Regions from separate parts of the Homo sapiens genome. Here region 2 is linked to region 1. The links are chromatin loops, found by intact Hi-C in ENCODE. Cell type or tissue: mesothelial cell of epicardium. All regions are shown on one strand. Each heading gives the region's core, and the rest is flanking DNA. Links, peaks and the distances in the headings are about the cores only.

Region 1 (6,728 bases), core at 1,729-6,728:
ATTTATTTATTTTTATTTTTGTAGAAACAGGGTCTTGTCATGTTGCCCAGGCTGGTCTTGAACTCCTGGCTTCAAGCAATCATCTTGCCTCAGCCTCTCAAAGTGCTGGGATTACAGGCATGAGCCACCGCACCCCAGGGATTCCCATTTATAAAATAAAGCTTGTAGTATCTCAGCAGGTGGTCATGAGGAAAGGGAGGTCATATCTATAAAAAGTTTGGCGCTGCCTACCAGGTGCAGCGGCTCACGCCTGTAATCCCAGCATTTTGGGAGGCCGAGGCGGGTGGATCACCTGAGGTCAGGATTAGAGACCAGCCTGGCCCACATGTCGAAACATGGTCTCTACTAAGAATACAAAAATTAGCTGGGTGTGGCGGCAGGCACCTGTAATCCGAACACTTTGGGAGGCCGAGGTGGGTGGATCACCTGAGGTCAGGAGTTCGAGACCAGCCTGACCAACATGGTGAAACCCCATGTCTACTAAAAATACAAAAATTAGCTGGGCATGGTGGCACATGCCTGTAATCCCAGCTACTCGGGAGGCTGAGGCAGGAGAATCCCTTGAACCTGGGAGGTGGAGGTTGCAGTGAGCCGAGATCGTGCCACTGCACTCTAGCCTGGGCCATAAGAGCGAGACTCTGTCTCAAAAGAAAAAAGAAATATTGGCACTGGACCCTGCATACAGTCTTTCCCCAGTGAGGATTTGCTATTGCCTCTCTGTCGTTCTAAAAGTTTGATCGCCACGTGACCAGACAGAGAAAGCCTTCAGAATAACTGGGAGCTGCGAATCTCTGCTGCTCTCCCTCCTCCCTCTCAGCTCCAGATCCTGGCCCCACCTGTCTTCTCTGGTAGATAAACACCCGGCCTCCTCTCTGCTCCCCATAGAACAGTGGGGCACCAATCAGCAGCAGCTCTGTCTCCCCATCTTGGTCCACGTCGACGCCACACAGCTCCCCACCGAAATAAGAGCCAATCTGTGGGGAGAGGCAGGTGTTTGGGGAAGCGCCTGTGGGAACAGCAGGGGTTGGCAGGGAGATACCTGTACCGTGTTCATCTTGTGCCACTCCCTCAAATGCAGGTTCCAATCTTGGATCCACCCCTAGTCTATGTGCGTTAAGACAAGGTGGGCTCTTTGAGGTTCAGTTTCTTAAACTAGAGAGGGAGATGACAGGGCTTACCTCTGTGTGTTATGAGGGATAAATGTGATCATGTTTAGCACAGGGGCTGCCACATGGTAAGTGGATGAGCATTCAAAGGACAGAAGGGAGTGTGATGTGTGTCCCGCCAGTCCCTGGTCTGCAGATGCCCTCGGACTGGGCGCACCTGGGTCCCATGGATTGTCTGGACCTGGCTCCAGTGTCCTCCGCCCTGTGGCTCTTGGAACAGCAGCACTCGGCCCATGTGCTGGTATCGAGGGGCTCCCGAGGCCAGCAACGAAGTCTTTTGCCGGGAGGGCAGCCAGGTCACGGTGTAACCTGAGGAAAGTGTGTGGGGTGTGGAGTTAGGAACACAGGATGCTGGAAGAACACCCAGCAGGAGAGGGGCAGGGGCCCCAGGGAATTGGGTTAGTAGCAGAGATGCATGGAAACAGCTGAAGACCTTCTCCTGAGAAAAGCATCCATGTGCTCCCAGCCAAACAAATCCTGCCATCTTGGGGATGGCATGTCTTCAACTGTGGGTGACATGCACACCCAGGGAAAAGCAGCTATGCACAACAAGTGGAGCGTGGAGCCTCTTCTGAGCCTCAGTTTACCTGAGGATTAGTAAGGAAGACTCCATTCTTTCTTCTTTTTTAGAGACAGAGTCTCGCTCTCTTGCCCAGGCTGGAATGCAATGGCGTGATCTCAGCTCACTGCAACCTCCGCCTCCCGGGTTCAAGCAATTCTCCTGCCTCAACCTCCCAAATAGCTGGGATTACAGGCGCCCAGCCACCACACCCAGATAATTTTTTGTATTTTTAGTAGAAACAGGGTTTTGCCATGTTGGCCAGGATGGTCTCAAACTCCTGGCCTCAGGTGATCCACCCACCTCAGCCTCCCAAAGTGCTGGGGTTACAGGCATAAGCCACTGTGCCCGGCCTCTTTTTTCTTAAATAATAAATTAAAATGGGAGTCCAGGTGCGGTGGCTCACGCCTGTAATCCCAGCGCTTTGGGAGGCCGAGGCAGGTGGATCACAAGGTCAGGAGATCGAGACCATCGTGGCTAACACGGTGAAACGCCGTCTCTACTAAAAATACAAAAAATTAGCTGGACGTGGTGGTAGGCGCCTGTAGTCCCAGCTACTTGGGAGGCTGAGACAGGAGAATGTGAACCTGGGAGGGGGAGCTTGAAGCGAGCTGAGATTTCGCTACTACACTCCAGCCCGGGCGACAGAGCGAGACTCCGTCTCAAAATAAATAAATAAATAAAATAAAATAAAATAAAATAAAATAAAATAAAATGGTATATATTAGTCAGAAGAATGCAAAGTTGGCATGGATATTAAAAATAAAGCATGTCTGGGCCAAGTGCAGTGGCTCACACCTGTAATCCTAACATTTTGGGAAGCCGAGGTAGGAGGATCACTTAGGCCAGAAGTTTGAGACCAGCCTGGGAAACATAGTGAGACCCCGTCTCTACAAAAAATTACAAAAACTAGCCAGGTGTGGTGATGCACACCTGTGATCCCAGGTACTAGAGAGGCTGAGAGGCAAAAGGATTGCTTGAACCCAGGAGTTCAAGGCTGCCTTGAACTACGATGGTGCCATTACACTCTAGCCTGGGTGACAGAGTGAGACCCTGTCTCTAACAAAATAAAATAAAGCAGGAAACTTGAAAAATTTTCATGCTTAAAGATATCATGTTGCCGGGCGCGGTGGCTCACGCCTGTAATCCCAGCAGTTTGGGAGACCGAGGCAGGCGGATCACGAGGTCAGGAGATCGAGACCACGGTGAAACCCCGTCTCTACTAAAAATACAAAAAATTAGCTGGGCATGGTGGCGGGCACCTGTAGTCCCAGCTACTCGAGAGGCTGAGGCAGGAGAATGGCGTGAACCCAGGAGGCGGAGCTTGCAGTGAGCTGAGATAGCGCCTCTGCACTCCAGCCTGGGTGACAGAGCAAGACTCCGTCTCAAAAAAAAAAAAGATACCATGTTGGCCGGGAGCGGTGGCACACGCCTGTAATCCCAGCACTCTGGGAGCCCAAGGCGGGTGGATCACCTGAGGTCAGGAGTTTGAGACCAGCCTGGTCAACATGGTGAAACCCCATCACTACTAAAAATACAAAAAATTAGCTGGGCGTGGTGGCGGGCACCTGTAGTCCCGGCTACTCAGGAGGCTGAGGCAAGAGAATCAGTTGAACCTGGGAGGTGGAGGTTGCAGTGAGCTAAGATCGCGCCACTTCACTCCAGCCTGGGCGACAGAGAGACTCAGTCTCAAAAAAAAAAAAAAAGAAAAAAAAGATATCATGTCAGTGTCAGGCTGTCTTCATCTTCAACTTCCTGTAATGAGGTTCTTTCCTCTAAGATACCAGGACAACCTCTATTGAATGTTCGAGGAAACACTGCAGGAAATTGGACCCAAGATTGGGCTAGAGCCAAGAGCCACCAGCAAGAATCCTCTGAGATGAGTCACTGACCCCATCTGATGGTCTCTGTGCAGAGCAGTTGAAAGTGAGTGAAGAAAACAGAGCTGTCCAAGGCCCTACAGCACATGGAAGGAAGAGTGAAGAGACGGAACCGCTTCCCTATTGTCGTATGGAGTCTGGAAGCACAAGGGTTAAGAACTCCAAATTCTTGAACTCCATGAGACAAGGTTTAAATCCTAGTGCTACTGCTTCCTAGCTGTGTAGTAGTTAAGTAAATTGCTTCATGCCTCTGTGCCTCAGTTTTCTCATCTACAAAAAGGGAAGAGGCTGGACATTGTGGCTCACGGCTATAACCTCAGCACTTTGGGAGGCTGAGGAAGGGGGATTGCTCAAAGCCAGGAGGTCAAGGCAGCAGTGAGCCAAGATGGTGCCACTGCACTCCAGCCTAGGTGACAAAGTGAGACCCTATGTCTAAAGAAAAAAAAAAGGAACAGTACCAATCTCATGGGGTGTGTTTTGAGAGTTAAATAAGACATGTATATAAAATGCTTAGTGCTACACTAGTGATAGCTAAACTGAGATCTGAAGGATAAGTAGCATAGTAGACACTCAGGATTCTGTTTATTTATCTATCCACATATATGTATATATTTATGTGTGTGTATAGTGGGGTGGGTGTCTAACTAGAGATTAAACTTTTTTTCTTTTTTCTTTTTTTTTGAGACAGAGTTTTGCTCTGTCACCCAGGCTGGACTGCAGTGGTACGATCTCGGCTCACTGCAACCTGTACCTCCAGAGTTCAAGAGATTCTCCTACCTCAGCCTCCCGAGTAGCTGGGATTACAGGTGCATGCCACCATGCCTGGCTAATTTTTTGCATTTTTATAGAGACGGACTTTCACCATGTTGGCCAAGCTGGTCTCGAACTCCTGACCTCAAATGATCTGCCAGCCTCAGCTTCCCAAAGTGCTGGGATTACAGTGTGAGCCACCACACCCAGCTAGAGATTAAATTTTAGAGTCATTTCTTCTTTTTTTTTTTTCACTGCAACCTTAACCTCCCAGGCTCAAGTGATCCTCCCATCTCAGCCTCCCAAGTAGCTGGGACCACAGGCATGCACAACCATGCCCAACTAATTTTTTTTTTTTTTTTGAGACAAAGTCTCTCTCTGTCACCCAGGCTGGAGTGCAGTAGTGCAATCTCGGCTCACTGTAACTTCCGCCTCCCAGGTTCAAGTGATTCTCCTGCCTCAGCCTCCCAAGTAGCTGGGACTACAGGTGCGTGTCACCACGTCCAGCTAATTTTTTTGTGTTTTTAGTAGAGACGGGGTTTCACCATGTTGGCCAGGCTGGTCTTGAACTCTTGACCTCAGGTGCTCTTGGACAATTCAAGAGGAGGAAGCCTTAAAAAGGAGTGGCCAGTCCTCTTACTAATAAGGCAGGTTGTTTTAAAATGTGCCTGGGATTTAATATATAGGTGTGACTGATGATACAGAGAGTCACTGTCATTGAAAGAAGTTTACTAGCCACAGTTCCAAGAGGGAGTAGGCACTGGATGCCATGCAGGGCCAGAGAGGGAAACACTACATTAGTGAAGAGGCAGGAGGAGCCAGGGAAGAGCATGGCCCAGAGCTCTTCTTGTGGTTTCCACAAGGAAGGGTGGCGAGCTAGGTTGGCAAGTTCAAGCAAGTTTAGGATTGCACAGTTTGAATAATTTTGGCTGGCTCTGGGCTATAGCGGTGGCCTCTGGTTGACTGATGCCTGGCTCTGAGCTGATTTAGGGCAGAGGAACTATCGGCTTATTGTGTAAGGATTAGACAAAGGAGGTGGCTGAGGATATGGGCTCGGAATTGGCTGGTTTGCATATAAAAGGCCTTTTTTTTTTTTTTTTTTTTAAGACGGAGTCTCGCTCTGTCATCTTGGCTGGAGTGCAGTGGCATGATCCTCAGTTCACTGCAACCTCCGCCTCCTGGGTTCAAGCGATTCTCCTGCCTCAGCCCCCTGAGTAGCTGGAATTAAAGGCACCCGCCATCATGCCCGACTAATTTTTGTATTTTTAGTAGAGATGGGGTTTTGCCATGTTGGCCAGGCTGGTCTCGAACTCCTGACCTCAGGTGATTCACCTGCCTCAGCCTCCCAAAGTGCTGGGATTACAGGTGTCAGCCACTGTGCTCGGCCCTGTTTGTTGAGACAGAGTCTTGCTCTTTTGCCCAGACTGGTGCGCAGCTGCGTGATCTCCACTCACTGCAACCTCCTCCTCTCAGGTTCAAACGTTTCTCCTGCCTCAGCCTCCAGAAGAGCTGGGACTACAGGCATGCGCCACCATGCCTGGCTAACTTTTGTATTTTTAGTAGAGACAGGGTTTCACCATGTTGGCCATGCTGGTCTTGAACTCTTGACTTCAGGTGATCCACCTGCCTCAGCCTCCCAAACTGCTGGGATTACAGGCATGAGCCACTAGGACCAGCTACAAGGCATATTCACAGGCAAGTTGTTTACTATCTCTAGGAATTTGCCTACCCTGGGAGAGGTAGTCTTTTCAGGATTAGCACGGCCCCAAGATGTCAAAGCATCAGAAAATACAGACAATAAATTATGAATGTTATAGCCATATTTAAACTCTGACTTTGTTCATGCTGGTTGCTTAACTGCTTTCATTATTGTTTTGGAAGCCAGGCTGAGCGACCATCTGACCTCAACAACCAGAAGATCCCAGCAGAAAAGAGAAGTACTCACCCAAATAGCCTGCTCTCACTTCTGGTGTCAATGGTTCATTCCCAATAAATGTGTCATCCTGCAGGTCTGCCTTCAGGTCAAGAAAGCCCCCAGCCCAGTCCTTGGCTCCTACTGCCCCCACGACTGCATGGCCCTGCCCAGGGAAGGAGATGAGCGGGTCAGCTACCCACCGACCCACCCCCCAGAGCCAACTGCACTCCCTGCAGCCCATTGCTCCAGCCCAGCACGCACCCTGCTGAGGTCAGCACTGATGCCGCTGGAGGACAGCTCCATGTTGAAGGAAGTCAGGTCCTGTTTGCTTGTGCCTGGGGAACAAAGCAGAGAACAGGTGAGACCCAACAGCAGTAAATGCAGTGAAAAAAATTCATGGCAGGACGGGGAAGAAGTGAGGTATTTACTTCTGGGTAAGGTAGAAGGCATGCATGTGA
Region 2 (6,997 bases), core at 829-5,828, 56 kb before region 1:
GCTCACTGCAGCCTTGAATTCCTGGGCTCAAGCCATCCTCCCGCCTCAGTCCTGCATAGCTGGGACTACAAGTGTGCACCATTATACCTGGCTAATTAAAAAAAAAAAATTTTTTAGAGAAAAGTTCTCACTCTGTCACCCAGGCTGGTCTTTCTTTTGTTGTTATGGGTTTTTATTTTTGGAACCTGTCTCAGGAGCCCAGGCTGGTCTCAAACTCCTGACCTTGAGTGATCCTCCCATCTCAGCCTCCCAAAGTGCTGGGATTACAGGTGTGAACCACTGTGCCTGGCTGAGTGTCTTTTAAAAATGTAGGTTGCCAGGCGCAGTGGCTCATGCCTATAATCCCAGCACTTTGGGAGCCCAATGGGAGCAGATCACTTGAGCCCCAGAAGTTTAAGACCAGTCTGGGCAACATGGCGAAAACCCATCTCTACAACAATTAGCTAGGCGCGGTGGCTCACACATGTAATCTCAGCACTTTGGGAGGCCGAGGTGGGTGGATCACGAGGTCAAGAGATCAAGACCAGCCTGGCCAACATGGTGAAACCCCATTTCTACTAAAAACACAAAAATTAGCTGGGTGTGATTGCAGGCGCCTGTAGTCTCAGCTACTCAGGAGGCTGAGGCAGGAGAATCACTTGAACCCAGGAGGCGGAGGTTGCAGTGAGCCGAGATCACGCCACTGCACTCCAGCCTGGTCGACAGAGTGAGACTCCATCTCAAAAAAAAAAAAAAGAGAGAGAGATAAAGGCATGTCAGGCCAGGCAGTGACTCATGCCTGTAATCTCAGCACTTTGCTGAGTGACAGAAGAAGACTGACTCTGTCTCCAGAAAAAAACAGGCACGTTCAGAGAACAAAGATTCCATCCATTTAGCTGGAGCTAAGTGGGATCGTTTGCCTGTAGGGAAAGATGGGGGTTTGACTTTGAGAAGGTTGGTTTGCCATGGGCCTGGAAGGTCATGGGGGTACTGGCTATGAACACTTTTTTGAGACAGGGTCTCGCTCTGTCGCCCAGGCTGGAGTGTAGTGGCGTGATCTGGGCCCACTGCAGCCTCAACCTCCTGGACTCAAGTGATCCTCCCACCTCAGCCTCCCAAGTACCTGGGACCACACGCACTTGCCACCACGCCCAGCTAATAGAGCCCATGCCTCTATCTTAATGAGCCTTTGTTCTAGCTACTCTGTTCTATATAGGCTACACTTGCAAATCAAATTCCTCTGTCAATGACCTTCAATGCTATCTCTAAGAAATTCCTCCAGGAGTCTGTCTGTCCCATGCTAGAAGCCTCAGAACTGTGCCTCTGTGTTTTTATCCTGGACACAATCTGCCTAGAAGGTCTTCCCCAAACTCGTGTCAGCTGAATTCATACCTGGTATCTCTCTCCCCCAGCTTAGTGTAAACTTAGTGCAGGGACTTTATCTTGCCTCACCAATGTCTTCGCCACCCAAGAATAATGCTTGGCACACAAGAGGGGGCCAATACATTTTTATGAAATGAATGTAGACTTAGGATATGTGTCTGTTTTTTGATATGTTTCCTGAGTGGTCAGTGTTCTTCCCCAGGATTCCCTGACTCCAAACCAGCCCTCTGTTAGGGACAAACTGCCCAAGAAACCTTCTTGGTGCTGTCCACCCATCCCCCAAGCCTCTTTACATTTCTAAGCCCTTACCTAGGCACCACGGTGAAGCCAGCAGACTTTGCTTATCAGACCTTGCTGCAATAAGCAAACCCCAATTACAAACCACCCACACTGCACAGGGGGAGGTCATGGGAAACATAAACAAACTTTACCTACACCCTCCTGTAATAAACGTCACAAGGTAATATGTAGCAAAATTAACCAGCAAACAACCCCAGGATGCGGCCATACGAAAGAACTCCATCAAACTCCCCTCCCCAATATAAACCCCTCATTCTGTAAGCTTGGGGCTACTTCCTCTCTGACTGTTAAGGGAGCAGCCAGCAGGTTAATAAAAAGTTACCTGCCTAACTTTGGGTCTGTTTTTCCTTTCTCTTGGCTGACCTTACATTCTGGTGCCAAAACCCGGGAAGGGGATAGCCTCTGGCCAGGACTCACTCACTCACTCACTCTCTCTGTCTGTCTCCCTCCCTACTCCCTACCCTATCACCCCTCTTCCAGCCAATCTCCCCTTCCCTGAACCTGCCAAAGACCCAGAGAATCTCCTAGACTCTCCCATTGCTGACGACTTCATCCACCACCTCCACCAGGGTGAGTAAAAAGAGACTGTTGCCGTTCCTCAGAACCCTTGACCATCCATCTCTCCATTTCTGAAAGACCCAGCGCTGGGCCAAGGGCTTCCTCCGGCCTGTGGGCCTCTGGTTCCTCCATTTTAGGGATGCCTGACACGGCAGTTACCTCCTCTATTCCGGACAAGTTCCGCAAGAAAGGGGACGCCCTCTCCCACCGTCCTTGTCAGCAGCAGTCTCTTCTTCCTCTACCCCTACCTCCTCCATTCCGCAATCTCAATGCTCTCGGGCTCCATTCAGAGGTCCGTTCTTTTTTTTTTTTTTTGAGACGGAGTCTCGCTCTGTTGCCCATGCTGGAGTGTAGTGGCATGATCTCGGCTCACTGCAAGCTCCGCCTCCTGGGTTCACGCCATTCTCCTGCCTCAGCCTCCCGAGTAGCTGGGACTACAGGTGCCCGCCACCACGCTCGGCTAATTTTTTGTATTTTTAGTAGAGACGGGGTTTTACCGTGTTAGCCAGGATGGTCTCGATCTCCTGACCTCATGATCCGCCCGCCTCGGCCTCCCAAAGTGCTGAGATTACAGGCGTGAGCCACCACACCCGGCCCAGAGGTCTGTTCTAAGAGGCTTATCTTTTACTGCAATACCACATGGCCTCAATACCAACTGGACAGTGGCTCCCAATGGCCCAAAAATAGCACTTTACAACTTTTGCCATCACAGTGGGAAATGGTCTGAGATTCCTTATGTTCAGGTTTTCTTTAAGGGAGGAGACCACCCCTCATATTGTTTTATGCCCAATTTCTGCCTCCAAAGAAAGAAGAAGTAAAAGGCAGAAATGAAATCCACAAGCAGACAGCCCAGTGCCACACACTGGGCCCGGTAGTTAAAGATCGACCCCTGACCTAATCGGTTATCTTATCTATAGATTACAGACATTGTATAGAAAAGCACTGTGAAAATCCCTGTCCTGGGCTGGGCGCGGTGGCTCACGCCTGTAATCCCAGCACTTTGGGAGGCCGAGGCGGGTGGATCACAAGGGCAGGAGATTGAGACCATCCTGGCTAACATGGTGAAACCCCGTCTCTACTAAATGTACAAAAAATTAGCCGGGCGTGATGGCGGGCGCCTGTAGTCCCAGCTACTTGGGAGGCTGAGGCAGGAGAATGGTGTGAGCCTGGGAGACGGAGCTTGCAGTGAGCAGAGATCGCGCCACTGCACTCCAGCCTGGGTGACACAGCGAGACTCTGTCTCAAAAAAAAAGAAAATCCCTGTCCTGTTCTGTTCCGATCTAATTACCGGTGCATGCAGCCCCCAGTCATGTGCCCCGTGCTTGCTCAATAGATCACAACCCTCTCACGTGGACCCCCTTAGAGTTGTGAGCCCTTAAAAGGGATAGGAATTGCTCACTCGGGGAGCTTGGTTGTTGGAGAAGTGAGTCTTGCTGAAGCACCTGGCCGAATAAAGCCCTTCCTTCTTTAACTCGGTGTCTGAAGGGTTTTGTCTGCAGGTTGTCCTGCTACATCTTCACTCTCTGTAACTGCCATTCCCTCTGTCAGTCTTGTTCTACTTTCTAAATCCTCCTTGTCCGCTCCAAATCTGACTCGCCTCCTATCCTCCTCCCCACAGCCCCAGCTTAGGACGATTCCTCTTCCTTTGACTCTGCCAATTTTCCCCCTCCCCGACAGCATCACGATCCTCCACAGGAGCATCCTAATCCTCCACTGTATGTCCCCGTTCCAGCTCTACCCTTCTCCCCGTCTCTCAAACCACCCCGCTTCTGACTCTGGTTCCTCTCCGTCTCCACCCCTCACCCGCTCTTGGGCCCAACATGTTCAGCAACCAGCTCCCTTACTTCCCCTTCAGGAAGCAGCAGGAGCTGAAAGTATTGTTAGAGTTTATGTTCCCTTCTCCCTCACTGATCTCTCTGTAATTAACAAAAGACTTGGTTCATTTCCAGAAGACCCTACCTCTTATATTAGGAAGTTTCAGTACCTTACCCAGTCTTATGAACTAACCTAGCATAACCCCTACATCATCCTCTCTTCTACCCTCACCCCAGAAGACCGAGACCATAACTGGACCCTAGATCAGGCACATGCTGATACCATTCATCACCAGGCTCCTGCCCAGCCTACTGGTGCAAAGGCAGTCCCCAACCAGGACCACCCTAGGATTATCAAGACGGGGCCTCTGGACGCCACCATTGAGACCACATGATTGTATGTCTCTTTACAGGACTCCAAAAGTTTGCCTATAAAGCGGTAAACTATAAAAAACTTTCAGAAATCACCCAAGGTTCCTAACGAAAACCCAGCCCTTTTTCTCTCTGATTTAACTGAAGCCATGAGAAAATATACCAACCCAGACCCAGCCAGCCCAAAAAGAAACACTATTTTAAACCTTCAGTTTGTCTCCCAATATTTTAAACCTTCAGTTCATCTCCCAATCCACTCCCAATATTTGATGCAAGTTTCAGAAGCTTGACAATGGCCCTCAAACCCCACAATGAGACCTTCTTAATTTAGCCTTCAAAATCTTTAACAATCATAATGAGGAAAATAAAAGGCAAAAACAGGCAAAGTTTCAAATGCTTGCCTTTGCCATTAGAGGCCCTGCAGGCCCACGGGACCGCAGCTCCACATGGAAGCCTCCTAACAATTCACTTCCACCTGGCACCTGTTCCAAGTGTGGCAATAAAGGCCACTGGTCCAGACAATGCCCAAACCCAGGAAAGCCCACCAGGCCATGCCCCCTCTGTGGAGGACCCCACTGGAAGTCAGACTGTGAGTGGCCCCAGCAAGGACTGCCCCCATCCCCTCCTGAGCCAGCCAAAACCTCCTACTCGGATTTCATCGGCCTTGCCACTGAAGACTTGACGGTGCCCTGGAATGAACGCCCCCAGCAACTACCATCTCTTCATTCAAGCCAAAATAACCCTAATGGTGGCAAATGGGCCAGTATATATATTTTTTAAATTAATACCGGGACAAACTACTCTGCTTTACCTAATTTTTCAGGACCCACCCAGTCCTCCCAGGTCTCTGTTGTAGGAATTGATGGACAAGTCACCAAACCCCGAGCCACCCCTCCACTCTTCTGCTCCCTGCACAGTTTTTCCTTCACTCACTCTTCCTTAGTCCTGCCCTCATGTCCAACTCCGCTCCTGGGCAGAGATACCCTTTTCAAAACTCCACACTATTCTCCACCTCCATGGTAACCTACTTAGAAATTCAACTTCCCCTGGGGCCTGGACTGTGACCCCAGCCTGAGCAGCATTAATAATCTACCCCCCGCGCTCTTCCAAACGAGAAATCCTTTCCTTCCCAGGGTTAGCAGGCTTCTTTAGAATATGGATTCTCAACTTTACCCTCCTAGCTTGCCCCCTCTATAAAGCGGCCAAACACCCTCTCGATGAACCCCTAAAACCCTCACATAACATACTCCCCAGCTTCTACAAACTCAAAACCGCTCGTCACTGCACCAACTCTGTCCTTACCTATTATCTCCCAACCTTTCACTCTCCATACTTCCAAAAACTGAGGAATAACCCTCGATGTCTTAGGACAACAGGAAAAAAATCCTCCTTCTTTTGCCCCTGTAACTTACCTCTCTAAACAACTAGATGACACAGTCAAAGGGTGGCCAACCTGCCTTAAAGCACTAGCAGTGGTGGCCATTTTAGCTCTAAAAAGCAGGAAACTAACTTTCAGCCAGAATACCACCGTCTGCAGTCCTCATAATCTACAAGATCTCCTCTCCTCCTGAGCATTAGGCTCCCTTTCTCCTTCATGGATTCAATCACTCCATGCCTTTTTTTTTTTTTTTTTTGAGATGGAGTTTCGCTCTTGCCTCAGTGTCTTGCATAGCTGGGATTACAGGCGTGTGCCACCACGCCTGGCTAATTTTTGTATTTTTAGTAGAGAGGGGGTTTCACCATGTTGGCCAGGCTGGTCCCGAACTCTTGACCTCAGGTGATCCACCCGCCTCAGCCTCCCAAAGTGCTAGGATTACAGGCGTCAACCACCGCGCCCGGCTTACTCCATGCCTTCTTTATCGAAAATCCCAAATTCAGTCTTTTCAAAAGTGCTCCCCTCAACCCAGCATCCTTACTCCCTGTATCTTCTTCCCCTTCTACTCATTCTTATACTAACATCCTAGATCACCTGCAGCCACACTTTCTAAACATTTCCTCCCAGCCTCTCACCAACCCCAATGACCAGCTATTTATAGATAGCTCCTCTTCCGTACCCACTGGCTCCCCCAAAATTGCTGGGTATGCAGTTGTTTTCCTTGGCCGAGTAATTGAAGCTAAACCCCTACCTCCAGGAACCTCCTCTATCCCTCCTCTCCACAATATACAATGCAATCCCTGCCTCAGCCTGTAACTGGACTTCCACCCAAGTAACCTACCATCCCGAAATCCTCATTAACAGCCCCCTCGAACTCGACATGCAGGCATTAACAGAAATCTCCCCTCAGTTAGCTAATGAGTTGGGTCCAGCTGTTACAACCTTACATCCCTATTTACGCAACCTATCCCCCTACCACAGCTGTGATAAACCCGTATTAGGAGCCATAACAACCCACAAAATCTTATCCTATCCAGCACTGCTGTGCATCCAATGACATCTACCCTCTGGCATTCCCCTCAGCCACCTGAATTCCAAACTGCAACTTTACCCTACAACTCAAACCTCCCACCGAACATACTACTCTCAAAGCCGCCAACAAAAAAGACAGGCTTTATTTCTCTAGCCTCCACCTCCTTAACAAAAATTAAGGGTA

The links. Hi-C counts contacts between places; a loop is a spot of excess contacts. Peaks named below come from ENCODE experiments on the same cell type or tissue, not always from the same donor. Only the 100,000 strongest peaks of a DNase experiment are listed, where the experiment ranks them.
Region 2: it touches region 1 in a loop (35-fold over the local background); 2 of 110 quality-filtered maps call a loop at or near these places.

Annotation. Positions count from the first base shown.
Region 1 is chr16:30,488,959-30,495,686 of GRCh38, reverse strand. It overlaps ITGAL (integrin subunit alpha L), which reads right to left. Exons shown (of 31, transcript NM_002209.3): 10 at 6,532-6,605; 11 at 6,301-6,433; 12 at 1,324-1,475; 13 at 837-974. Among named protein-coding and RNA genes, the nearest start is that of ITGAL-AS1, 7.2 kb to the left of the region's middle. In mesothelial cell of epicardium, for the core only: no CTCF peak of the experiment used is centred there; no DNase peak of the experiment used is centred there.
Region 2 is chr16:30,543,352-30,550,348 of GRCh38, reverse strand. It overlaps LOC124903677 (a long non-coding RNA gene), which reads left to right and starts at 2,086. Exons shown (of 2, transcript XR_007065050.1): 1 at 2,086-2,232. In mesothelial cell of epicardium, for the core only: no CTCF peak of the experiment used is centred there; no DNase peak of the experiment used is centred there.